3 separate regions of the Homo sapiens genome follow, and all the other regions are linked to region 3. A link is a loop called in an ENCODE intact Hi-C map of the cell type or tissue named here. Cell type or tissue: PC-9. All regions are shown on one strand.

What was found. A loop is a pair of places that touch in the nucleus more often than their neighbours do. Peaks named below come from ENCODE experiments on the same cell type or tissue, not always from the same donor. Only the 100,000 strongest peaks of a DNase experiment are listed, where the experiment ranks them.
Region 1: it touches region 3 in a loop (8-fold over the local background); 7 of 110 quality-filtered maps call a loop at or near these places.
Region 2: a loop joins it to region 3, with 7 times the contacts of the local background. A loop is called at or near these places in 4 of 110 quality-filtered maps.

Annotation. Positions count from the first base shown.
Region 1 is chr1:179,810,781-179,818,780 of GRCh38, reverse strand. FAM163A (family with sequence similarity 163 member A) reads right to left here. Exons shown (of 5, transcript NM_173509.3): 3 at 6,650-6,671; 4 at 5,591-5,705; 5 at 2,583-5,002. The coding sequence starts at 5,683. The coding sequence ends at 4,592. LOC105371634 (a long non-coding RNA gene) reads left to right here. Exons shown (of 5, transcript XR_007066756.1): 2 at 692-789; 3 at 907-1,413; 4 at 2,254-3,882; 5 at 4,187-4,486. Among named protein-coding and RNA genes, the nearest start is that of MIR12116, 11 kb to the right of the region's middle. RefSeq lists an enhancer at 1-261 and a silencer at 5,462-5,687. In PC-9, CTCF peaks have their summits at 3,635 and 3,843 (motif pointing right); a DNase peak (open chromatin) is centred at 3,790; H3K4me3 peaks cover 1,281 bases; H3K27me3 peaks cover 4,250 bases.
Region 2 is chr1:179,595,207-179,603,206 of GRCh38, reverse strand. It overlaps TDRD5 (tudor domain containing 5), which reads right to left. Exons shown (of 18, transcript NM_001199085.3): 4 at 7,389-7,579. Among named protein-coding and RNA genes, the nearest start is that of TDRD5, 7.4 kb to the right of the region's middle. RefSeq lists an enhancer at 4,417-4,476. In PC-9, CTCF peaks have their summits at 3,156 and 3,356 (motif pointing right); a DNase peak (open chromatin) is centred at 3,406.
Region 3 is chr1:178,527,508-178,535,507 of GRCh38, reverse strand. LOC105371631 (a long non-coding RNA gene) reads left to right here and starts at 2,776. Exons shown (of 5, transcript XR_922310.3): 1 at 2,776-3,172; 2 at 6,361-6,495; 3 at 7,369-7,478. In PC-9, CTCF peaks have their summits at 2,815 and 3,017 (motif pointing left); DNase peaks (open chromatin) are centred at 3,017, 4,807 and 5,327; H3K27ac peaks cover 1,915 bases.

The sequences.
Region 1 (8,000 bases), 1.3 Mb before region 3:
AGTGTAGGCCGTTTTCTTTCTGAGTTCCGAGCAAATCGAGCTGGGGGACTCCGGGGTATGCTGCCCTATCCCAGGAGTCTCAGTCTTAGGTAGTTTGGCGATCTTCTCCTGTAAATAATCAATAGTCCCTGAACAGCACTTGTAAATTTGAGCGTAGAAAACTGGGTGAGATGTTTTTATGGTGAAAGAAGCTTCTCCTTGAAGTCCCTGCAGAAGCCCCAGGGGCAGAGTGACATGGACAGGTTTTGGGGATGTGGGCTGAATGATGCCATTATGGGGCTGCTGGAATCTGGGGTGCCAGAGCTGTTGGTTGGAAAGCCCCCGGGTATGAGGGCAATGTGCCACTTTGACGACAGCCTCTGCCTCCAACTTTTTTGGGCCTGAACAGTGCGGAGGATGAAAACTTCTCACCCAGCTTTCTACATTCAAGTTTACAAGTGCTGCTCAGGACCCACTGATTATTTCCAGGGGAAGATCACCAAACCGCCTAAGGCCGAGACTCCCAGGATAGCGCAGCATGCCCCGGAGTCCCCCAGCTCGATTTGCTCAGAACTCAGAAAGAAAACAGCCCACACTCCTTGAACTTCAGGCACTGATGGAGGCATTTTCCAAAGAACAGTGACAAGGACGGCCAGCACCTCTCTTGCATTCCTCAGTCTGACTCAAGCTGCTCTTCCACCCTCCTCCCCAGCTGGAGCTGAGGCTGAAGGCAGTTGAGGGCCACCAGGGAGAAGAGCTGGGTCAGGGCCGTGACTTGCCAGCAAGCATGAGGCCAAGCAGATGTGCCGGGTGAGAGGCTGGAGGCCGAGTCCGGGCTGGCTGCCCTGCGGCGGCAAAGGAGATGGCTGGAGGTTGGGATGGATGCAATGATGAGTGTGCCTCAGGGTCTGGTTTCTGATTCCATAGAACAGCTGTGGTGACAGAGCTGTGGCCAACTGCTCCCTGGGCCGAGGGTGAAGGAAGCTGTGCTCCCACTGGTGCTAGGGAAGGCTGCTGCAGGGCTGGAGGCCTGGGTGCTGGACTGCTGGGGCAGGCTGCCTGCTGTACCCCCAAGCTGCAGTCAGGGCTCGCCCTGAGGCCCTGAGGTGGAGAGAGAGCAGCTGTCTCGTACACACCCATGTGCACAAGTGCAGGCACACACACACACACACACACACACACAAAAGACGTTCTCACTTCATCCCCGAATTCTCCCTCCTACACACAAAGCTAGTTCCCAGTTCTCCAGTCCCCCTCCATCCCTCTCCACTTCTGTAGTCTCTGCTGGGCTGCACTGGGGATCTGGTCCCAATTCCCCTCTCTTCCCTTGCTGCCCCTGTAACAAAGGGCTGGCCATGTGACATGATCTCCTCAGGCTTCAGAGAAGTGATTTTACCCTGAGCTACACAGGCAGGAAGACCACCAGCCTGGAAGGTGTGTGTGCAGGGTTGGGAAGAGGGGAAGGGCAGGTAGCAGGGGCCGAGGCCTGGGTTGCCCCACAGGGAAACTCACTATCCTCAGCAGGGCCCTTCAGCCACTTTCCCAACAAACAGCAAATCTCCGCCGATTGAACTCTGACTGAGGCAATGGGGGCATGCCAGGCAACAAGGTGGAGGTTTGCTACCGTGGGAGCAGGGAGAGCGTGGAACACAGACGCTCTGGGTGTTGAAGAGGAGGCTTCACCCTTAAATCCACACCAACAGCCCCCTTCACTTCCCCCGGTGAAGAACGAAGGACCCTGTGGGATTTCTACTTCAAATCTCTCATTTATTCCGACATCCACTCGGTTATGACTCCAAGTTATCAAAGATGCAAGACAAGAAGTCTAGAGCAGGAGTGGTGAAGTGGAGGTGGAGAAAGACGGCGGAGAGGGCTGTGTTCCTGGCCCCTCCTTCTCTTCCAATTTAGGGCACCGTTTGAAAAGTGTACAAGTAGTGTCCCTTAGCACAGACTAGACAGCAGAAAAGGACAGTGCAGTTGAGTGGGGGAAGCTTCCTTTTCCACAGGGTGGGGCCCTGCGGCTGCAGCGGGCAGGCAGGCAATCTCGAGCCTGGTTGGAGACCGTGCCCTGAGCAGCGTGGGCTATGTGGGGAAGAGCTGGGGCCCACCATCTCTCCAGCACCCCAAACCCAGATTCTGATTTGTGGGGCTAGCAGGGCTTAGCTAGGAAAGCGGTAGGAGGGAGGGGATTGCACAGGACGCTTGTACTCAGGGACCCCATCAATCAGGGGCAAGAAGTGGGTGATGGTTAACTGGGTCTTGATTTTTACAAAGGCAGGACGTACGAATGATGTTATTTCTGGCAAGGAGGACACGGCTGCTGTGGTTGATTGGCTGTGGAATTCCAGGGGAGCAAGGCACTAGGAAGTGGGGAACGCTGCCAGGCCCAGCAGCTCATCAGGAGCTTGCACTTGGCCCAGTTAGGGCTGGCCGTGGGACGGGCTTGTTGAAGCTGCTGCCGCCATAAGCTGCCCCTCTGCACCAGGAGACAGATCCCATTACCCCACCTACAGCTGCTTCCTGGTACAAGAGAAGAGTTACCATTTGAAATGACTCCACAGGAGAGTCTGACAAACATGTTTGCTTTTCACTGACAATTAAAATTGTTTTGCTGCTAATCTTGTTTTATTGTGGTCTTTCATCCATCAGCAAGCATCCCTGCACGCAAGATCAGAGTTGGGTAAATACATCCAGACCCTGCCAGGATTAGGGCAAGAGGGAGTGCTCTGGGCCGGCAGATCTTTTTCGGAAATTCTCACTTCTTGGAGCACTAAAGGGTTGTTAGTCTATCTGGGCAAGCCTCGTTTCCCTGGAGAAAATGGAGTCTCAGAGATTAGTGACTGGTCCTAGAGCTAATGAGTGACCAAAGTGTGACCAGAGCCCAGGTCTGCTTCTCAACCCAGGGCACTTTGATTCCAGATTGAGATGTAAGGTGACAGGTGCCTTAATAGTGGCGCAAAAGATGTGCATTCCCCTCTTCCTCCCTCCCCGCTCCCTGCTCCCCCAGCGGCACCCTGACCTTCCTCAAATGCAGAATCAAGATTTCAGCAGGGGGGCCAGCCCTTTCCCTGCCCCACCCTCCTCGAATTCAGTGACTCAGGAGTGGGAAGGGGGTTAGCTATGCCCTTAGAAGGGGGCCAGCTTCTGCAGAGGCCACTGGAAAACTCATCAGGATTCTCACTCACAAAGCCACTGCCACATTCTAAGTAGGAAGTCGGAGTTGGAAATGAGGCTGGTGTGAGACACAATAAATGGCTCATCGCCAGGAAACTGGGGAGTAGGGCGGCCAAGGGAGGGCGGCGAGCGTGGAATCCCAAGGCTAAGTCACGTCCCTCCCATCCTCAGGACTGGGCTGTTGCTCTGGTGAGATGAATGAAGATCCTGCTCCACGGCGTCACAGGTGGATGCTTACATAGAATGCCGGGCTCTGGGGGACTTGACGTGGTTTCAGCCGCTGCAGCATCGCCCCACAGAGATTCTGTGCTCTTCCTGTTCACCAGCCCGCTGTCTGCCATGGGGATTGGTCACGTGTTAACCACCTTTCGTTCAAGCTGTTTCGGGATCAGACTTTTCCTTCTCTGGTACATGGGAGACCTTTCCTCTCTGCAGCTCCTGAATGTACAAAGCCCCTGGTGCCTACCCGTGGTTACTGTGTGTGTGTGTGTGTGTGTGTGTGTGTGTGTGTGTCTGTGCGCGCGCGCGCGCGTGCGTACACCTGGGAACGGTTATGCACACCCTCACAGGACTGCATCCACACAAGCTACTCGGCGTGGTGGGCTGGGCCGAGAGACAGTCAGCTGGTCTCTTTGCTAAGCTACCAGAAGTCGGCTAACAAAATGAAAAAACTTCTCCAGCAGGGGGCGCTGGTTCCTAAGTCAGAGAAAGGATTTCGGGGAACACAAGGTTAGACACTTTCTGGTGCAGTCCCCACAAGCCACCTTAGGCTTTAAAGTCAACTTGACACGTCCCACGAGGAAGGGGGCAGGTGAGATGTGATACGTTCAGGAATCAACGACCCTACGGGAGCAGCTACAGTGACAGCAGTAGCTATGGTAACCAACGTACAAAGCTGGGCTGTGAACTAGCTGTTGGAGTCGTTTCAGCAAGCGCGTCCTGAAGCAGTGCCGTTGACGCCCCGCCCCTCGCTTCTCCAATGCTGGAATTGTAGCTCTCACTTCTCTCCTTGCCCTCTGTCCCCTTTTCCTAGGCACGGATGCTTCATCTCCCGAGGACCCGGGAGGCCTCCTGAGCCTTTGCTGAGCTTTCCCTGGTGCTCCTTTTTGCAGTCCAGCGAATCCAGGGGACTGGGGCACACTGCAAGGGGTTGTGGTGGTGCTGGGGCTGCCAGAGGAGTGTCCCAACCAAGAAACTGGCGAAGCTGCAGACTCGACCTAGCAGTCCCCCACCTCTGGCCCACAGAGTTGGAGCCAGGCCCTGTCTTGGTTCTCAATGCACTCAAAAGCTTAAATCCTAGTAAACCCTCCACTGCGGAGCGAGAAAAGCCAAAGAAACAGAAACAACCCATGTGGGGCTGTTGGAGGGTCATTCATCACCCCCATGGCCCCCGCCAGGGCAGCAGTGTGGGTGTGTGTGCGGGTCGGGGTGGAAGGATTTACACGTCTGTACTAATAGCCCTTGGATTGGTGAAGGCCTCACGCCCAGAGCCTGGCCAGGTCACCGGGTAACTCTGGGGTGCTGCCAATTTGAGGGATGGGGGTCCCCCCTCTTTGTAGTATGTGGGAGCAAAGGAGAGCCTCTCGCCTCCACCCCCATTGGGCACCATGTCAGCCGTCCGTATGTAAAAGGGGGAGCTGTATGGGGAGCAGGTAGTGCAGTGGCTCGCGGCCACCCCACAGGGCTGGCTGCAGGGCTCGCTGGTGAGAGGCGCCAGGCTGCCTCTGCCGTCCAGGGCTTGGGAGCTGCAGGCATTGCAGGTGGGGCCTCTGGGATGCGTGGGAAGGTCGTGCTCCCGCTCCTCCTCCTCGTCTGCAACCTCGGTTCCGCTCTTCTTGCAGCAGTAATACTGTGCGGAAGGGCAGAGGGATGCCTGAGAGGGTGAATGCTCCCCCCGCCCCATGCATTTTTGAGCGTGCACAGGTGCCCCTGTCCCCTGCTCCATGGAGAACCTAGTGCCAGGCACTGAACCCCAGGGGCCTGCTCCACAAGTTTCTAATCCCAGCTTTGCAAGGCCAGTACTGCTTTCCTTTTCCCCTCCCACCACTCCTCGCAGTAACTCCAGGCTGTAGTTGAGCGGGGCAGGGACACACACATCATATTGAGGACAGGGCTGGAGCTGCTGGCGGCAGCTTTCAGAGCCTCCCCAGAATGGTGCTCTTCCCATGCTCCTGAAATCTCAGAGGTGCAGGAGACACAACCCAATGACCCCGTATCTTTCCAGCACACTTTCTGTGTGCTCTGAGTGGGCAGGCTGGGGGGCACTTAGCTCCCTTCCGACCAGCCCCAACTCCCATCCTCCTTGACTTACGCCTGCTACATTCCATAGCTTTGGGCTCTGTGGGCCCTGAAGTCGGCCTCCAGTTTCTGCCCCCATAATGAAAAAGAGGTTTGCTGGTGGCCTGGCAGCCTCTGGCTACGGGTCCCGGGGACTGACCTGGAGCCTGCAGTAGCACAGGACGGCAATGATGCAGAGGAGGATCACCGTAGCTAGGATTCCGCCAGTGATCACAACCGTTCCCGCTGTCATCCGCCCGGCGCCCCATCAAACTCTGCAAAGATGTGCGGAGGGCTGAGGACCAGCTGTGGCTGCAGCCCTGGGCTGGGCCGGGGGGAGTCTTCCTGGAACTGCCCCGAGGCTGGGGCAGGGGGCCTGAGAGCAGCAGGTGCCGGGAGGGCCAGGCCCCAGGGGTTTCCTGAAGGCTGAGGACGACTGTGGCTCCAGACTGGGCCAGCCTAAGTGGGCGAAGTTGAGTACCCAGTTTCAAAAAGTTCTCACGATCTTTCCCCTTTGGTGCTCTTCTCGCCTTTCCTCTCCCGTCACACCCTTCTTAGCTCCCGCTTCTGCGTGGCTGCAGACACAGAGGAACAGCTGCCGCTGATTGCGGGGCTCCTCCCTGTGTGGCATCATGCTAAGCACCCCCACGCATCTTACTACATCCTCGCGATAACCCTTCGGGGCAGTTATTAGCTATCCCTACCGCACGCATGCTGAACGGGGCTGCGAATAATTTGGCTGCGATTCCACCCAGCCCGTTCATCCCAAAGGCTGTGCTCTTGATCCCCGCCCTCTTGGCACACACCCCAGTGGTCCCTGAGCCTTTGGCCCGGGCTGGCGGGGAAAGGGCCACATCTCGAAAACACCAGGTGGCTCTTCTCTGGCTCAAACCAGCACTTCTTTTGGGGGTATCTCTCTTCTCCTTCAAACCCTCCTGGAAAACAAAGGCAAGGCGAGCCCAGAGGGAGTGGTGTGTGGCATTCTGGGCCCTGGAAGGCTGTGGCCAAGCTGGGGAGACTGGTCCTGGCTTCTGAGGCTGAATGAACAGGACAGAGGCAAGCTCTGGGCATGAGGCTGTCATGGCTTCAGACAGATTCTCCTTTTAGGTCAGTGAATGGGGATTTCTGAGCCTCCCAGGTGCATTGGGACCAAGGGGCAGGAGGGTGGGGAATGGGAAGTTGGCATCTTGGAGATGGAAAAATGACTACGATCACTTACATTCAGTAAAGGGAACGGCGACCTGCAAGACAACAGAAAGGACAGAGATGTTGGAAGAAGAGAGTTACTCACTGAAAAAGGCCAGAAGGGTTAGATGATTCCCAGACAACCCTCATTTTGCTTTCTTCGCTGTGTGGCATATCATCAGTGAGCCCACAGACCCCAAGTCCAGGTCTCCAGCTGGGTCTCCAGCTGCTAGTAGATAGACATTTCAGTGGATGTCCCAGTGGTCATCTCAAACTCAGTTATGACAGGTTAAAGTCACCACCCTGCTCTCCAAATGGACTCCTCTCCTCCGACCTGTCTGGAGGCTCTGTTGGTGGCTCCACCAGAGCTGTCCCGAAGGGCTTTGCAAATTGTTTATTACTCAAAGGGCAAGTGGGGGCTAGAACCCAACTGCACTGTGCTCACAAAGCTATGCACCCTGGTGTGTTCACCAGGTAAAAGGGGGTGCCTTTATCTCTTTACCCAAAGATATCACATGTCCACCACTGTCCTCTTAGAGGGCTGCACCTGCCCGGCAGTGTGGCTCCAAATCCACTCCCGCTCTGTGGACCAGCAGCGTGGGCATCACCTGGGAGCACCATTAGAAAGATAGCATCTCAGGCCCCCCACAGGCCTAATGAGTCAGAGTTTGCATTTTAACAAGGTCCCAATTGAGTAGGTTGCACATTAGAGTTTGACAAGCCCATGGGACGTTCCCCTAGCTGCCCAGAATTTAAACTCCTCAAATTCTTCTTTGGCTACCCCAGTCTTCTGTCCCCCACACCAGTGAAGACTCATCACCTCTCAAGCTGCACTGGCACAATGGTTTCCTAACAAACCTTCCCAGTTTTGTCTCTGAGTACCCTTCCTGCCACCAGCTGTTAAGCCTTCCTTCATACCCCTGGGCCTTTCTGTGACTCTCATGCACCACATTGCCTGCAGGATACATTTATCTGCCCATAAACTTTTAGAGACAGCTTCAAAGACATTGCCATCCCCCACGTTCCTGCACACTTACCCTATTTATCTTTCCCTCCTCACCTCCCTTTCTTCCGCTTACGTGATCCACTGCCCCATCATGCAGTCCCACTGTTCTTTTTTTTGGAGACAGAGTCTCACTCTGTCCCTCAGTCTGGAGTGCAGTGGCACAATCTTGGCTCACTGCAACCTCTGCCTGCTGGGTTCCAGTGATTCTCGTGCCTCAGCCTCCCGAGTAGCTGGGATTATAGACGTGCAACCCCACACCGGGCTAATTTTTGTATTTTCAGTAGAAACGGGGCTTCACCATGTTGGCCAGGCTGGTCTCAAACTCCTGACCACCCACCAAGGTGGGTGATCCACCCGCCTTGGCCTCCCAAAGTGCTGG
Region 2 (8,000 bases), 1.1 Mb before region 3:
AGTAGCCCTTCTATACACCAAAAGTGACCAAGCGGAGAGTCAAATCAAGAACTCAACCCCTTCACAATAGCTGCAAAAATAACAAAATACTTAGGAATATACCTAACCGAGGAGGCAAAAGACCTCTACAAGGAAAACTACAAAACACTGCTGAAAGAAATTATAGATGAAACAAACAAATGGAAACACATCCCATGCTCATGGATGGATAGAATCAATATTGTGAAAATGACCATACTGCCAAAAGCAACCTACAAATTCAACGGAATCCCCATCATAATATCACTATCATTCTTCACAGAATTAGAAAAAACAATTCTAAAATTCATATGGAACCAAAAAAGAGCCCGCATAGCCAAAGCAAGACTAAGCAAAAAGAACAAATCTGGAAGCATAACACTACCTTATTTCAAACTATACTATAAGGCTATAGTCAACAAAAAAGCATGCTACTGGTATAAAAATAAGCACATAGACCAATGGAACAGAATAGAGAACCCAGAAATAAACCCAAATACTTACAGCCAACTGATCTTTGACAAAACAAACAAAAATATAAAGTGGGGAAAGGACACCCTTTTAAACAAATGGTGCTGGGATAATTGGCTAGCCGCATGTAGGAGAATGAAACTGGATCCTCATCTCTCACCTTACACAAAAATCAACTCAAGATGGATTAAGGACTTAAACCTAAGACCTGAAACTATAAAAATTCTAGAAGATAACATTGGAAAAACCCTTCTAGACATTGGCTTAGGCAAGGATTTCATGACCAAAAACCCATCAGTAAGAAAAAAAACAAGCAATCCCATCAAGAAGTGGGCTAAGGACATGAATTGACAATTCTCAAAAGAAGATATACAAATGGCCAACAAACATATGAAGAAATGCTCAACATCACTAATGATCAGGGAAATGCAAATCAAAACCACAATGAGATACTACCTTACTCCTGCAAGAATGGCCATCATCAAAAAATCAAAAAACAGATGTTGGCATGAATGCGGTTAACAGGGAACACTTCTATGCTGCTGGTGGGAATGTAAACTAGTATAGCTGCTAAGGAAAACACTGTGGAGATTCCTTAAAGAACTAAAAGTAGGCCAGGTACGGTGGCTTATGCCTGTAATCCCAGCACTTTGGGAGGCCGAGGTGGGTGGACTGCCTGAGCTCAGGAGTTCACAACCAGCCTGGACAACATGGTGAAACCCCATATCTACTAAAATACAAAAAATTACCTGGGCGTGATGGCGTGTGCCTGTAGTCCCAGCTACTCGGGAGGCTGAGACAGGAGAACTGCTTGAACCCAGGAGATGGAGGCTGCAGTGAGCCAAGATTGTGCCACTGCACTCCAGCCTGGGCGACAGAGCAAGACTCCATCTCAAAAGGAACTGAAAGTAGAACTACCAGTTGATCCAGCAATCCCACTACTGGGTATCTACCCAGAGGAATCATTATACGAAAAAGATACTTGCAGATGCACATTTATAGCAGCACAAATTGCAATTGCAAAATCATGGAACCAACCCAAATGCCCATCAATCAACAAGTGAATAAAGAAACTATGGTATCTATATACAATGGAATACTACTCAGCCATAAAAAAGGAATGAATCAGTGGCATTTGCTGTGACCTTGATGAGACTGGAGACTATTATTCTGAGTGAAGTAACTCAGGAATGGAAAACTAAACATCATGTTTTCACTGATATGTGGGAACTAAGCTATGAGGACGCCTAGGCATAAGAATGATACAAAGACTTTGGGGACATGAGGGGAAGGGTAGGAAGGGGGTGAGGGATAAAAGACTACAAATAGGGTGCAGTGTATACTGCTTGGGTGATGGGGGCACCAAAATATCACAAATTACCACTAAAGAATTTACTCATGTAACCAAATACCACCTGTACCTCAACCACCTGTGGAAAATAATAAAACAAACAAACAAAAACCCAAAAAACAAAATAGCCAAACCATAAACCAACTGAACTAAAAGGTAAAATAGACAAATCTATAATTATGTTTGAAAATTTCAATACTCCTCCCTCAGTAGTTCATTAAAAAAGTTAAAAAGAAATCAATGACATAACTGACTTAATTGACATTTATAGAATATTATACTCAAATATAGCAAAATACATATTCTTTTGAAGTGAATTATGAAACATTTACCTAGATAAACATATTCTGAGCCATATGAGTCTCAATAAATATATAAGGAATGAAATCTATGTTGTTGGACCACAATGAAATTCGAACAGAAACATCTCTGAAAAAAATCCCCAAATATTTGGATATTAAACAACACACTTCTAAATAATCCATGATACAAAGAAAAAACCAAAAGGGAGATTAGTAAATTTTGACCTGAAAATGAGTTTTCCTATCAAATTTGAATTTCATATCAAAGTTTGGGAGATGTAGCTATAGCAATACTTAGAAGAAATTTATAACCTTAAATGTTTACATTAAAAAGGGAGCAAAATCAATGACCAAACTTCTACCTTAAGAGCAAAGAGGAAATTAACCCAAAGTAAACAGAAGTTACAAAACAATGAGAACAGAAATCAATGAAATAAAAAGTGGAAAAATAAAAAAAATTATCAAAACTAAAAACTTGTTCTTTGAAAAATACAGCCATGCATCTTTTAACAATGGGGATACATTCTGAGAAATGCATTATTAGGTGATTTCATTGTTGTACAAACATAGAATGTACGTAACACAGACCTAGATGGTATAACCTTACTACACACCTAGGATATATGGTACAGCTTATTGCTCCTAGGCTACAAACCTGTACAGCATGTTACTGTACTGAATACTATAGGTAACTGTAACACAGTAGCATTTGTGTATCTAAACACAAGAGGTACAGTAAAAATACAGTATAAAAGATAAAATGGCACATCTGTATAAAGTACTTACCATAAATGGAGCTTGCAGGGTTGTACGTTGCTCTGGGTGAGTGGGTGGTGAATGTGTAGGCCTAGGACATTATTGTACACTACTGTAGACTTTATAAACATCATACACTTAGGCTATACTAAATTTATCTTGTCATGTGGTAAGGTGTTCAGGGACAATAATATGCATGGAGCTGTCATCACCTATGATAACAATGCCTTCCTTCTGGAATACTTCCTGAAGGAAATGCCTGAAGCTGTTTTACAATTAATTTTTTTAGTAAGGAGTGCACTCTAAAATAATGGTACAAAGTACAGTAAAAACACAAACCCATAACATGGTTGTTGATTGTCATTATCAACTATTATGTATTGTACATAATTGTGCTATATATATGACTGTCACCACAAATGTAAGTGTTGCATTGCACTATGTTGTTACAACAGCTACATCACCACCAGGTGGCAGGAATTTTCCAGTTCTGTTATAATTTTGTGGAACTACTGTTGCACATGCAGTCTTGTTGACACAAGTGTCATTATGTGGTGCATGACTGTGTATAAGTGAATAAATCTTTAGTGAGACTGATATGTGTATGAGAGAGATAGAGACAGATAAAGAGCAAGCATCACAGACCCTAAAGACCTTAAAATGTTACTGGGAGAACATTATGAACAACTTTATTTCAATAAATTTGACAACCTAGATGAAATGGACAGCACCTCGAAAGACAAGGTACCAAGGCTCATTTAAAAAAAAAAAAAGAAAGCATAAAATACAAAATAGCCCTATATCTGTTAAAGAAACTGAATTTGTTGTTTAAAACCTTTCTGCAAAGAAAGCTCCAATTTGGTTCACTGATAAATCCTATGAAATATTTAAGAAAAACAAATACCAATGCTACACAAACTCTTTCAGAATAAAGAGGTGGAAAAAAACTTCCCAACTCCTTTCACAAGAGGCCTGTATTAAAATGATTCCAAAACCAGATAAAAGCATTACAAGAAAACTACAGAATATATCTTATAAACATAAATGCAAAACCCTTAAAATATTAGCAAACTGAAGGTAGCAACATATAAAAAGGATACTATATGATGACCAAGCAGGATTCATCCAGAAATATAAGGTTGGCTGAATATAAAACCAAGAAAAGAAATTTTTAAAAAACAAAAGTCCTATAATAATTTCAATGTATGGAGAAAGAACATGACAAAATTCAACATACATTCAGGAAAAAAATTCTGAGAAACTAGGAATAGGAGGGAATTTTCTCAACCTGATAAAAGGCATCTAAAAAGCTACAGTTAATATCATAATTATGAAAGACTGAATATTTTCCCCATATAGTTAGGAACAAGTCAAGATTTTCCACTCTCACATTTATATAATATTATATAATACTAGAGAGCCTACACTGTGTGGTAAGGGTTGGAGGAAAGGCAGATAGATTGAAAAGGAGGAAGTAAAACTGTCTTTACTCTCAGATGGCATGACGGTCTATGCAGAAAATCCAAACTCTACAAAATAGCTGCTAGAATGATTTGAATTACAGAACTGAGTTTATCAAGTACCATGACTCAAGGTCACAGGATACAAGGTCAACATACCCAAAAAAAAAAAAACCAATTGATTTTCTATTAGCAATGATTAGAAATTTTAAATACCATTTATAATAGCTAAAAAATATGAAAGGTGTAAAGGATAAGTTTAACAAAATATGCGCAAGCTTTATGCATTGAAAACTATAAAACATTGCTGAGAGAATGTAAAGACCTAAATAAATGAAGATATACCATGCTTTTGAATCAGCAGACTTGATACTGTTAAGATGTCATTTTCCCCCCAAACATATCTATAGATCCAATGTGATTCTAATGAAGATCACAATCTTATTTATTTCTGGCAGAAACTGACAAGTTGATTTGTATCAAATTAAATGTATCTGCAAATGCAAACCTAGAATATCCAAAGCACTTTTGAAAAATAACAAAGTTGCAAGACTTAACTACAGTCATGGGCTGCATTATGACTTATGGTCAACAATAGACCACCTGTATGATGGTGGTCCCACAAGATTATAATACTGTATTTTTTCTGTACCTTTTCTATGTTTAGATACACAAATACCCCGTTGTGTTACAACTGCCTACAGCATTCAGTCCAATAACATGCTATAATGGTTTGTAGCCTATGAGCAATAGGCTATACCATATAGCCTAGGTGTGTAGTAGGCTATATACCACCTAGGTTTATGTAACTGCATTCTATGATGATCATACAATGATAAAATCACCTAACAACACACTTCTCAGATCATATCCCTGTCATTGACACAGGACTATATATGACAAAGATATTATAAAGCTACAGGAATAAAGATAGTACAGTATTGGCAAAAACAGAAATGTAGATAAATGGACCTGAACAGAGTCTCAAAATAGAACTACACATGTGTGAGGTGAATGGAGGTGCCAAATTAATAAGGAATAACTGTCTATATGCAGAAAACTTTGATCCATGCCTGGTACCTTAGGCAAATCTGGCTTGAAATGGATAATATACCTAAATATAAGAACTGAAAACATAAAACTTCAAGAAAAACGTAGGAGAAAAACTTGTAACTTCGATTAAAATCCATTAGATAGGCAAGAATAAAAGAAAAATATGGGCCAGGCGTGGTGGCTCACATCTGCAATCCCAGCACTTTGGGAAGCTGAGGCAGGCAGATCCTGAGGTCAGGAGTTCAAGACCGGCCTGACCAACATGGTGAAACCCTGTCTCTAATAAAAATACAAAAATTAGCCAGGTGTGGTGGCTGACGCCTGTAATCCCAGCTACTCAGGAGGCTGAGGCAGGAGAATCACTTGAGCCCGGGAGACGGAAGTTGCAGTGAGCCGAGATCGCACCATTGCACTCCAGCCTGGGTGACAAGGTGAGACTCCCTATCAAAAAAAAAAAAAAAAAGAAAAAAAGAAAAGAAAGAAAAATATGAATAAATTAGACTGTATCAAAATTAAAGACTTTTCCACAACAGACAGGATTAAGGAAATGAAGAAGCAAACATCGGCCAGGAGAAAATATTTACAAAACACGCCTCTGATAAGGACTTACATCTAGAATATGTAAATTTTTCCAATTCAATACAATGACAACACAGTTTTATAAAATGGGCAAAATATTTGAATAGACACTTCAAAAAGGAAATACAAATGGCAAACACGCATGTGAAAAGATGCTCAACATTATCATTAGATTATTATGATCCAACTTAAAACCATGAGATAGCACTACACACCCACTCAAATGGCTAATATTTTTAAAACTGACAATCCCAAATGTTAACAAAGATGTGTAACAACTACAACTCTCATACATATCTAATGGGAAAGGAAAGTCATACAGCCACTTTGGAAAACAATGGTAATTTCTTATCAACATACACTTACTATATGATGCAGTAATCCAACCCCCAGGTATTTACACAAGAGAAATGAACTATGGCCATACAAGATGTATGCAAATAATGACAGTGGCTTTATAAGTAAAGGACCAAAGAGGAAATAACCCAAATGTCATCTAATGGGGAAGGTATAACAAATTTACGTGTATCTGTATAATGGACTAACACTAAACAAGAAAAAGGAACAAATTACTGATATATACATCTTGGATAAACCTCAGAAGTATTCTACTAAGTTAAAGAAGCCAAACACAAAAGATTAGATATTGTTTGATTCCATTTATATGAAATTCCTGGAAAGCCAAAATCATAGAAAGCAGTGGTTGTCTGTGGCTGCAGTTGGGGAAAGAAACTACAAAGTGGCATGAAGGAGCTTTTTTGGGGATGATGGAAATGTTCTGTTTTTTATTTTGATGGTGATTGTATAATTATATATTAATCAAAACTCGAACTGTGCACTTAAAATGAGTAAATTTTACTACATGTAAATTATGTTACTAAAGCTAATTTTAGTAGAAATCAGGCATTTTCATGTTTTGAACTTAATTTCCACGTGCTCATTCTGAGCTCTAACTTAAGTTGTTAACATGATGATTTAGTCAGGCATTTATTGGTTATATTCTAATAGTTTTTATTCAAAGTCCTTCAGCATTACAGTCACAGAAAAATACCAGGATTATTATGCTCAGGGACAGCCATTCAGAAGATATTTGTGAGGTAAATTGCAAATATGCTTCTGTAACTTTGGTGAGGAACTGGAACTAGAGATACAGATTTGGGAGTTGGGAGTCATTTGCAGAAAATAGTGGAAACTGTGGAGTTGATAAAATTGTACTCTTCTTTCACTCCACTTCTCACTTCTTACTAATCTACAGAACCATAGGAAATGCTTAGTCAAATTTGAAATAAGTGAATGACTTCAGTTTTTAAAAGGTCAACTTTTCCATCAGATCAAAGTGTTAACACCACTGAATTTAAAAACATCGTATATTTATATCTCCAAATTCTTATCTCTCACCTGGTTTAATTTTTCAGTGTGATTCAGTCTTGAAGTCTCCACTACATTTAACTTGGAAGTCTTTTCCATGCTCATTATTTGCTTCGGTGGTTCCATGTTTGAAGTGGGTTGTGAAAAGCATGGCTTTGCTACCGGAAAGCCTGTGGAGTATGACCCTTGTTTCATTCTAAATGGCTGGGTAAAAATTTTACCTTTTGTGAGTAATAGAAGAAGAAAGAAAAATTGTCACTAGCAACTTCTATTTCATTTTCCGGTGGCTACATACAGAGGCTACTGTGAGCTAACTGCCTTCAACTTAGAAGCAAAAATTAAGAAAAGAAAGCTGACATTTTTACATCAAGCCAAAACTTACATATAGTGTAAGTTATTAGTCATCCATAGAGGAAGACAGAGATCATTAAGTGTTACCAAAAGCTTGGGGCTATCTAAAAGTCCACTTAAGGTCACCTGAATCTAATTATAGAGAGGTGGGATTCAATATGTAAAAAGCTGTATCCCATTTAGGAGACAAAAAAGTCTCCAAGGAGCCTGCTTAGCACTATGCTTTTCAAACTGGATAACCACTAGTAGTAGTACCACAGTTCTGGGAGGATGAAAAGCTACAGAATAAAA
Region 3 (8,000 bases):
AATGCGGAAGGCAGAGGTTGCAGTAAGCTGAGATGGCGCCATTGCACTCCAGCCTGGGCAACAAGAGTGAAACTCTGTCTAAAAAAAAAAAAAGAATTTGAATCAGGGTACAAATGAGATGCAGATGTTGAAACTGGCTGATATAACTTTTTAGTCTGTTTTAGTCTATAGATTACCCCTCCTTTTTTTTTTTTTTTTTTTTTTTTGAGATGGAGTCTGGCATTGTTGCCCAGGCTGGAGTGCAGTGGCTTGATCTCGGCTCACTGCAGCCTCCACCTCCCGGTTTCCAGTGATTCTCCTGCCTCAGCCTCCCAAGTAACTAGAATTACAGGTGCTCACCACCATGCCTGGCTAATTTTTGTATTTTTAGTAGAGACGGGGTTTCACCCTGTTGGCCAGGCTGGTCTCGAACTCCTAACCTCAGGTGATCCACCCACCTCGGCCTCCCAAAGTTCTAGGATTACAGGCGTGAGCCACCACGCCCGGCCTCCATGTTCCATTTTTGAGGAACTGCCAAACTGTTTTCCAAAGCAGCATCACCATTTGACATATTCAGTTTGATGAATTTTTACACATAGTACACACCCATATCCCCACCACGAGATCAGGAATAGGGCATCAGCACTCTAGAATCCTCCCTGTCATCCTTGCACTCTAAAGGTAACCCTATTTTGACTTCTGTCACTCTGGATTAATTTTGATGGCCAGGACTTGAGAGGTGATCCGAGGAATGCTTCCACTGGAGAACTCAGCGTTAGCAAAGGCACAATGGCCGAGGCAGGGCAACCCCAGCTTTACATTCTGCAGGACAGGGACCCAGATTCTCTTGTGGTCCCACCAAGGCCTGGTGAGCAGGCAGGTCTCCTCCTCCCCTGCCCCGCTTCCTGCACAGCCAGCAGAACTTTTCAAAGGAACAGCAAGCAGGGGGGCTTCTTAATTGGGATCCCCTGGGAGGCAGAGGAGGAGATCCATGTGCGCGATGACTAAGTTTCATCCTAATGGAGGACTTTAGCATGCAGTGCCATGGCAAAACCTGGCTTGCGGTGGGAAGGGAATCTGTCCTTGCATGGCCCTGGCACAACTGTGTCCCCGGGCCTGTTAGGCTCTGCTCACCTCCTACAGCAGGCTCTTTAGGAAAGACCCAGGCTCCCAGAGCCCAGCTCACAGCCGCTGAGGCAGGACTTTCTGAGCAAGTCTCTCCTGACCACAGGGAACTGCTGTGTGGGCAATTTGGCAGCAAGGGCATCTGTTCTGCAGGGCAAAATGCTAGAGAACCAGCTGGAGAACCATGCTGCATGGGGAGGGCTCTCAGGTGGTGGCCCCTGGAGAGTCAGGCCTGCTGCAGCCCCATTACCTTGAGGCCTTTCTCCCAGCTCAGCAGTTCTCTGGCTTCCAGCCTTTTCCCTGAACTGACCTTCTGTCTCTGGCCTCACCCAAGCACACATGCAGAATGACACTGAAGTCACTCAAAACTGCTAGAGATATTTACCCCTGATCTGCAAACCCCCTAACTTGCCAATGATCTTTCCATCCCAGCCCCTAACTCTAATTTGCTTCCAAATTCCATCCTCAGCACAGTCTGAAATTGTCACTCCCCTCCAGCCCACTGCCTGGGAACTTACCAATTAGAGGTTAATTTGGGTACTCATTAAAAGATGCAAACAGGCTGGGTGTAAGGGCTCACACCTATAATCACAGCACTTTGGGAGGCCGAGGTGGGAGGATCACTTGAGCTCACAAGGGGTTGGAGACCGGCCAAGGCAACGTGGTGAGATCTCCGCCTCTACAATAAAAAATATTTTAAAATTAGCTGGGCATGTGCTTGTAGCCCTAGATACTCAGGAGGCTGAGGCAGGAGGATCACTTGAACCCAGGAGGTTGAGGCAGCAGTGAGCCATGATTGTGTCACTTCATTCTAGCCAGGACAACAGAGCAAGACCCTGTTTCACTCAAAAAAAAAAAAAAGATGTGCAAAGTCCCTGGGAGGGCTGGTCTGTCCCATATCAGGGTGCTTTCTTTTAAGAGATTGAGCTCCTACCAACACTGAGCTGGGAAGAGCAGCAGCTGCAGACACTTGGCTTTGGGGCGCCTCACATAATGCTGTGCTCTGCAGAGATAAGTCTCGGGTCCAGGTCTAGAAAGGGAAATAGGATGATGCCAAAACCAAACCTTTTATGGTTCAGTATTTTGTGTACACCAGGGCCGGGTGCAGTGGCTTCGCCTGTAATCCTGAGCTTTGGCTGAGGCTTGAGGCAGGAGGATCACTTGAGGCCAGGAGTTTGAGACCAACCTGGACAACATAGTGAGACCCTGTTTCTACAAAAAGAATTAAAAATTAGCCAGGTATGTTGGCATGCACCTGTAGTCCCAACTACTCGGTACTATTTTTTTTACTCAGGAGGAAAAATAATAAAATAATTATAAATATATATATACCATGATGGGATTGAAACCCAGCTTCTTTTTCTCTCCAGTCCTCTCGCTCCTACTTGTCTCCCTTCCTTTCTCTCTCTTCTCCACACTGTCCTTCCCCTATTCCTTTTCTCTGACCCTAAAACAGAAAATAGTCTCATTCCATTAAAGATATAAAACAGTTTTTTTTTGGCGGGGCGGGGTGGGGCAGCAAACTTGGAATCTAACCATTGTCACAGCATCATTTTATGGAAAAAACACCTCGTCCAGCCCTGTACCTGGCCCATTGCAGGTACTCAACAAATGCTAGTTAAGTAAATAAAGGAATGAATGGAAGTCCCTTTATTGTGAGTTCCGAATACGGATTTGGGGTGTCCTTTTGGAACTGATCCCTCTGTGAGGGGCCACTGGCTTTCCTGTAGGCACAGATCAGCGGTGTCAGTCTTCCTGGGTCCCCCTGAAAATTCCAAAGAGGAAGCCATGGTGGGACCGCGTGGGACGCAGGGTCTAGACTCCCAGTCTGGTCTGATTTTCTTGTTTGCATCCTTGCCGCTTTTCCTTCTGGAGAGTTCAGTGGGCAGGGACTGATGGGGCCACAGCGCCCTCTGCTGGCGTGTTCTCACAGTCGACTTTTGCCTGCCCGAGCTTATACATACAGCGCCCTCGGAATTGGAGGGCTTGGGGCAGACTGAGAATGGGGATTTCTGGTTTTATTCCAGGCCCACTCCTTAGTGAATGTCAAGACCAAAGGTGGCTCCTGGTAATAAAATGAGTGTCAGGGCTCCCAGGCATTAATAACCTAAATGAGAGTAGGTTTTGTTTTTGTTTTAACAGCCTTCCTGGTCCAAGTGCCTGAGAAGTGTCAAGGGGAAATGGCTTCTTGCCCGGGCTCAGCGCTGTACCTCTGATGTCAAATTGGCTCTCTGCCTGCTTTTGAGAGGTGCAGCCTGCTGCTCCCTAAGTGAACGGGGAGCGTTTTCTCCAACAGCCCTGTCCATGACAGGCCTGGCTCTCACACACAGGCAGGGGCTGAGCCTTCCCTGATCAACACGAAATCTGGCCCTCCGACAGAGGCCCGTGGGCAGCTGAAGAGGAAGCCTAAAGCCTCACTACCTGCACCAAGCCCTTCTCAGCCTTCTTTCAGGATTGCAACAGCAGACAGGGGAGCGCTCCTGGGTAGGGCGGGGGGCGGTAATGGCAGGGGAATGACCCCCAGGCCGTGGGCAGCCCCTTGTTCAGAGCGAGGCCCCCTGTTTTCCATACAGCAGATCCCATTGCTTATAGTGGTGACTTTAGTGTGCCCTGGAAGGGCTCACCCAGGAAGTATTGTGAAAATGCAGATTCTGATTCAGTAGGTCTGGGGTAGAGCCTGAGATGCTGCACCTCCCACAAGCTCCCAGACAGTGCTGATGCTGCCGGGCCGGGGACCACATCGAGAGAAGCCAGAGTGTCCAGGAAACAGGTTCTGAAGTCAGAATGCTAGGATTCGAATTTCAGCTCTGCCACGTATCCTGTGACCTCAGACAGATTATGCTCATTACCTTCTCTCTGAGTTTATTTCATCCTGTATAAAATGGCAAGAATGACAATTTCAACGGCTGCATAGAATGACAGAGGGACTTCACAGGGTTGTCATAAGTATAAAATGAAATAAATAACCAGGCGTGGTGGCTCACGCCTGTAATCCCAACACTTTGGGAGGCTGAGGCAGGCAGATCACAAGGTCAGGAGTTCAAGACCAACCTGGCCAACATGGTGAAACCCTGTGTCTACTAAAAATACAAAAATCAGCCAGGTGTGGTGGTAGGCACCTGTAATCCCAGCTACTCGGGAGGCTGAGGCAGGAGAATTGCTTGAACCCGGGAGGCGGAGGTTGCAGTGAGCGGAGATCACGCCACTGTACTCCAGCCTGGGGGACAGAGCAAGACTCTGTCTCAAAAGAAAAAAAAATGAAATAAATAATATTAGAAAAGCTCTTAGCCCAGAACCCTCAGTGCCCAGTAGATGGTAAGTCTCTTGATGTCCACGTGGCCTTTCGACAGGTGCTTATCGATCCCCTGCTAGTGCCTGGCACTGTTCTGGGCCCTGGGATATGGCAGTGACAGAAACAAAATCTCCACACTCAAAAAGCTTAGATTCTCGTAGAAAAAGACAGACAATAAACAAATAAGTAAACTGTATGGTATGTGAGTTGGTGACAAGAGTGCTGGAGAGAAAAATAAAGCAGACAGTAAGAGAGATAAGGAATGCTGGGACTGGGGGCCACTGAGAAGGTAACTTTGAGGCGAGGGAGCTGGCCGACTGGAAGGCTGAGAATTCTAGTGATGGTGGTGGCAGGGTGGTGAGAGGGGGTAGGGTTTGCAAGTGCAGAGGCCCTGAGGCAAGAGGGTATGTGTTGTGTTTGAAGAAAAACAAAGAAACCAGCATGGCTAGAAAGTGCAAGTGAAATACTGTACAGGGTTAGGGATGGGGAAGGCAGCAGGGCGGATCCTGTAGGGCTTTGTGAACCATTGACTTTGCATTTTGCTCTGAGAGAAGTGGGAAAACACTGGAAAGTTCTGAGCTGAAGAGTGACATGTTCTAATTTATGTTTTTAAAGGACAGCTTCAGTTTGCTGAGACTAGACTGTGGCAAGTCAGAGTAGCACCCCTTGGGAAGGTGGGTAGGCAGCCCGTTGCCATGGAATTGGGGGATCCTCAGAGCTGCTGAGTTTAAGAGAGATGGATCTGGGCCCCAGTCAGAAGTGTTGGATGCCTGAGCCCATCCTCAGCCACCTTCTGGGCTGGCCTGTGGCCTGTGACCCAGGAGAAGGAATGTTGTGAGTGGGCACTGGGCCAGTGCTGTGGCAGTGATGGGATGGATGACACAGTCTGGCCTCCTCCTGGGCCTCCCCTCTTAATTGCTCCCAGATGACTCACCCTCATGTTTCTCTGATGACCACATGCGTCAAGGCCTGGGGCTGCCGCACCTGTTACCTATGGGAGGGCTGGGGTGAGCCAACTGCCCCTCACTCTGTTGTCATTGGCCACCAGGTTGACAGGAGTGAGATGCTGTGTTACAAGGGACCCACCCCTGTCCTCTAGAATAGCCAGTCCTGATCCCCACCCACTCACGTTTTCCTATTATTTTATTTCCTACCTCCTCTCAAAATAACTGTAAGTCATTTGTTTATTTTTTAAGGTAGATCAAAATTCATTTCATTGCAGGCCTCGACATGATAAGTGTTAGTCAATGTGTCAGAAAACTGGGTCTGTGAATGGAAGGCCTTTGATCCAGGAAAGGCAACTCTGACCTCATGGTTACTGTCAACACAACAGTTTTTAAAAAATCTAATTCCTCCATATATACTCATTTAATTCTCACAACACTCCTATTAACTAGATGTTATCACCCCTACATTCTGGAGGAATATGCTGAGTCTCAGAGAGGCTAAGTAACGTGTCTGCAGCATCCACCAATTTGTATCTGGATCCGGCTGGCTGTGACCTCTGAGCTCCTCCTATCTCACCTGCTATCTCTAAAAGAGTTGCTGGCCCCAGAGGGCCACAGGGCAAAGGGAGCAAAGTGCTGGGCCGGGAGCCAGAAAACCTGGGCTGTAGTCCTGGCCTGGCCACAGCGGAGGGCGCCTCGCCACACACCTCTGGACCTCAAACCCCTCACCTGTAAATGGAAGAGATTGACCAGACCATCTCCAAGATCTCTTCTGTGTGGCCTTAGCTAAGGCTTGTTTGGTGATAACAGAAGCCCACTCTGCCTAAACAGGAATGGGTGATATAGTCCAAGAGGCCAGGGGGTCCCTCAGAGCTAAGGTGGGAACTACAACTGGACCAAGAGGGCCTGGGACCCGGAGAGTGGCTCTTGCAGCCCCCTCTTTGGATTGCAGGGCCTTTCCCTCCACTCCTCCACTTCATTCTTCTCTTTCTGTGAACTGGTTTTCTTTTCCAACAGATCAGCTTTTTCTGCATCTTCAGCTAACGGTGGCAGATGGCAACCCAGCTCCCAGTTACATATCTTCAATTCTGGGGCCAACTGAGCTCTCACCAAATTCCAGTTCCAAATCCCCAGGGAAAGGAATCCAACTGGGTGAGCTGGGTTTGGCATCCACCCCGGTCCAGTCAACCGGCTCCTGATTATGTCCAGGAGGGCAGGGTCCCATGGCACAGAAGTAGGGGCCTGGGTCAGGGAGATGCCCACCATGGCTCTGTACACAGGACAGGAATAGTATTTTTAGGAAAAGAGACAAAATTAAGTATCATTCTGTCCCAGAGGAGGTGACATTGAGACCTACGAATAAAGCACAAGCTTGCCAGTAAAGCTGGCCTGTGCGCAGTGTCAGCAGGAACGTCTGGCGGTGGCTCCCTGCAGGTCTCTCCCCAGGGGCACAGGAAACAGCTTTTTGACAGCCAGGCAAGCCTGTCCCTGAAACACACACAGATGTCCTGTTGCCTGTGAGTTGGGTGACATGGGACTGGGGCATGAGGGGGCTTGGGAAAGATCAAGGGATGGGGAAGGCAGAGACCACTGCCACCAGTCCTCGGCACTGAATTAGAGCTGCAGCATCATTTCCATAAAGAAGTTAGTGCCTCAGCAGATTGTGGCAGCTCAGTTTCCCTGATGACTTTGCTTCTGTTCTTAAAACTGGCACCTACGTAGGCTGGGAGGCAGCCTTGCTCATCCCGTCTGCCAGCCTGGCACCATGGTGATGTATGTATATTTCCAGATATGATCTGGGATGGACACTGGATAGTATGGAGAATTTTCTTGGGATCGCCCCCAAACCTGCACAGTCCCGGAGGGCTCCATGTGACAGGAGACCCCTGTTGGCACCCCAGGACCCTCGGGGATGTCCACAGTCCCAAGGCCACAGAGCCAAGAGGGCAGGAGTGGGTCAGAAGGGCCAACATGTGAATCTGTCAGGCTAGGCAGCAAAAGTTCAACCAAAAAATTTTTCCTCAGCCCCTGCCAAGTGCAGGGTTCTGACCACCATGCTGAGGATGAAGATGAAGACAGCATAAGCTCTGCCTCTAGAAACTGACAATCTGCATGGAGAGGAAAGACATATGCAGGTTGGAACAGTAAGATGGGAAACACCTCTACACGGCCGAGTGACCTATTCCTTGGGTCAATGAGGAGCTGTTAGAGCAGAGGGCAGTGCAGCGGGGATGATGGGAGATTCCTGGAGCTCAGAGAAGAAGGGGAGTGAAGGCAAGGATATGGGAATGTGAAGGGCACATTTGGGACCCTAGAGTGTAGGGTTTACAGATAGGAACGGGGGAGAAAAGGTGAAAAATAATATGGGAAATGCAAGGCCTTGAACGGCAGGTTAAAGAGTGTGTCTGTTATCCCACCAGTAATCAGCCCTGGGGATGGTTTTTGAGCAAGACGGTGAGTTGCAGAGTAAAGTAGTAGTTCGGGAGGAAATCTCTGGAAGTGGCGTGGACAATGGATTCCAGGCTGTGAGAAGAAACTCCTGGAGTCAAGAGGACTGGGTCAGAAGCTACTGGACATAGCTCAGGATCCAGACACTAAGAGCTTGGATTAGAGTGTGTATGGGAGAGGGGAGAATTCAGGAATAAACATTTGAAATG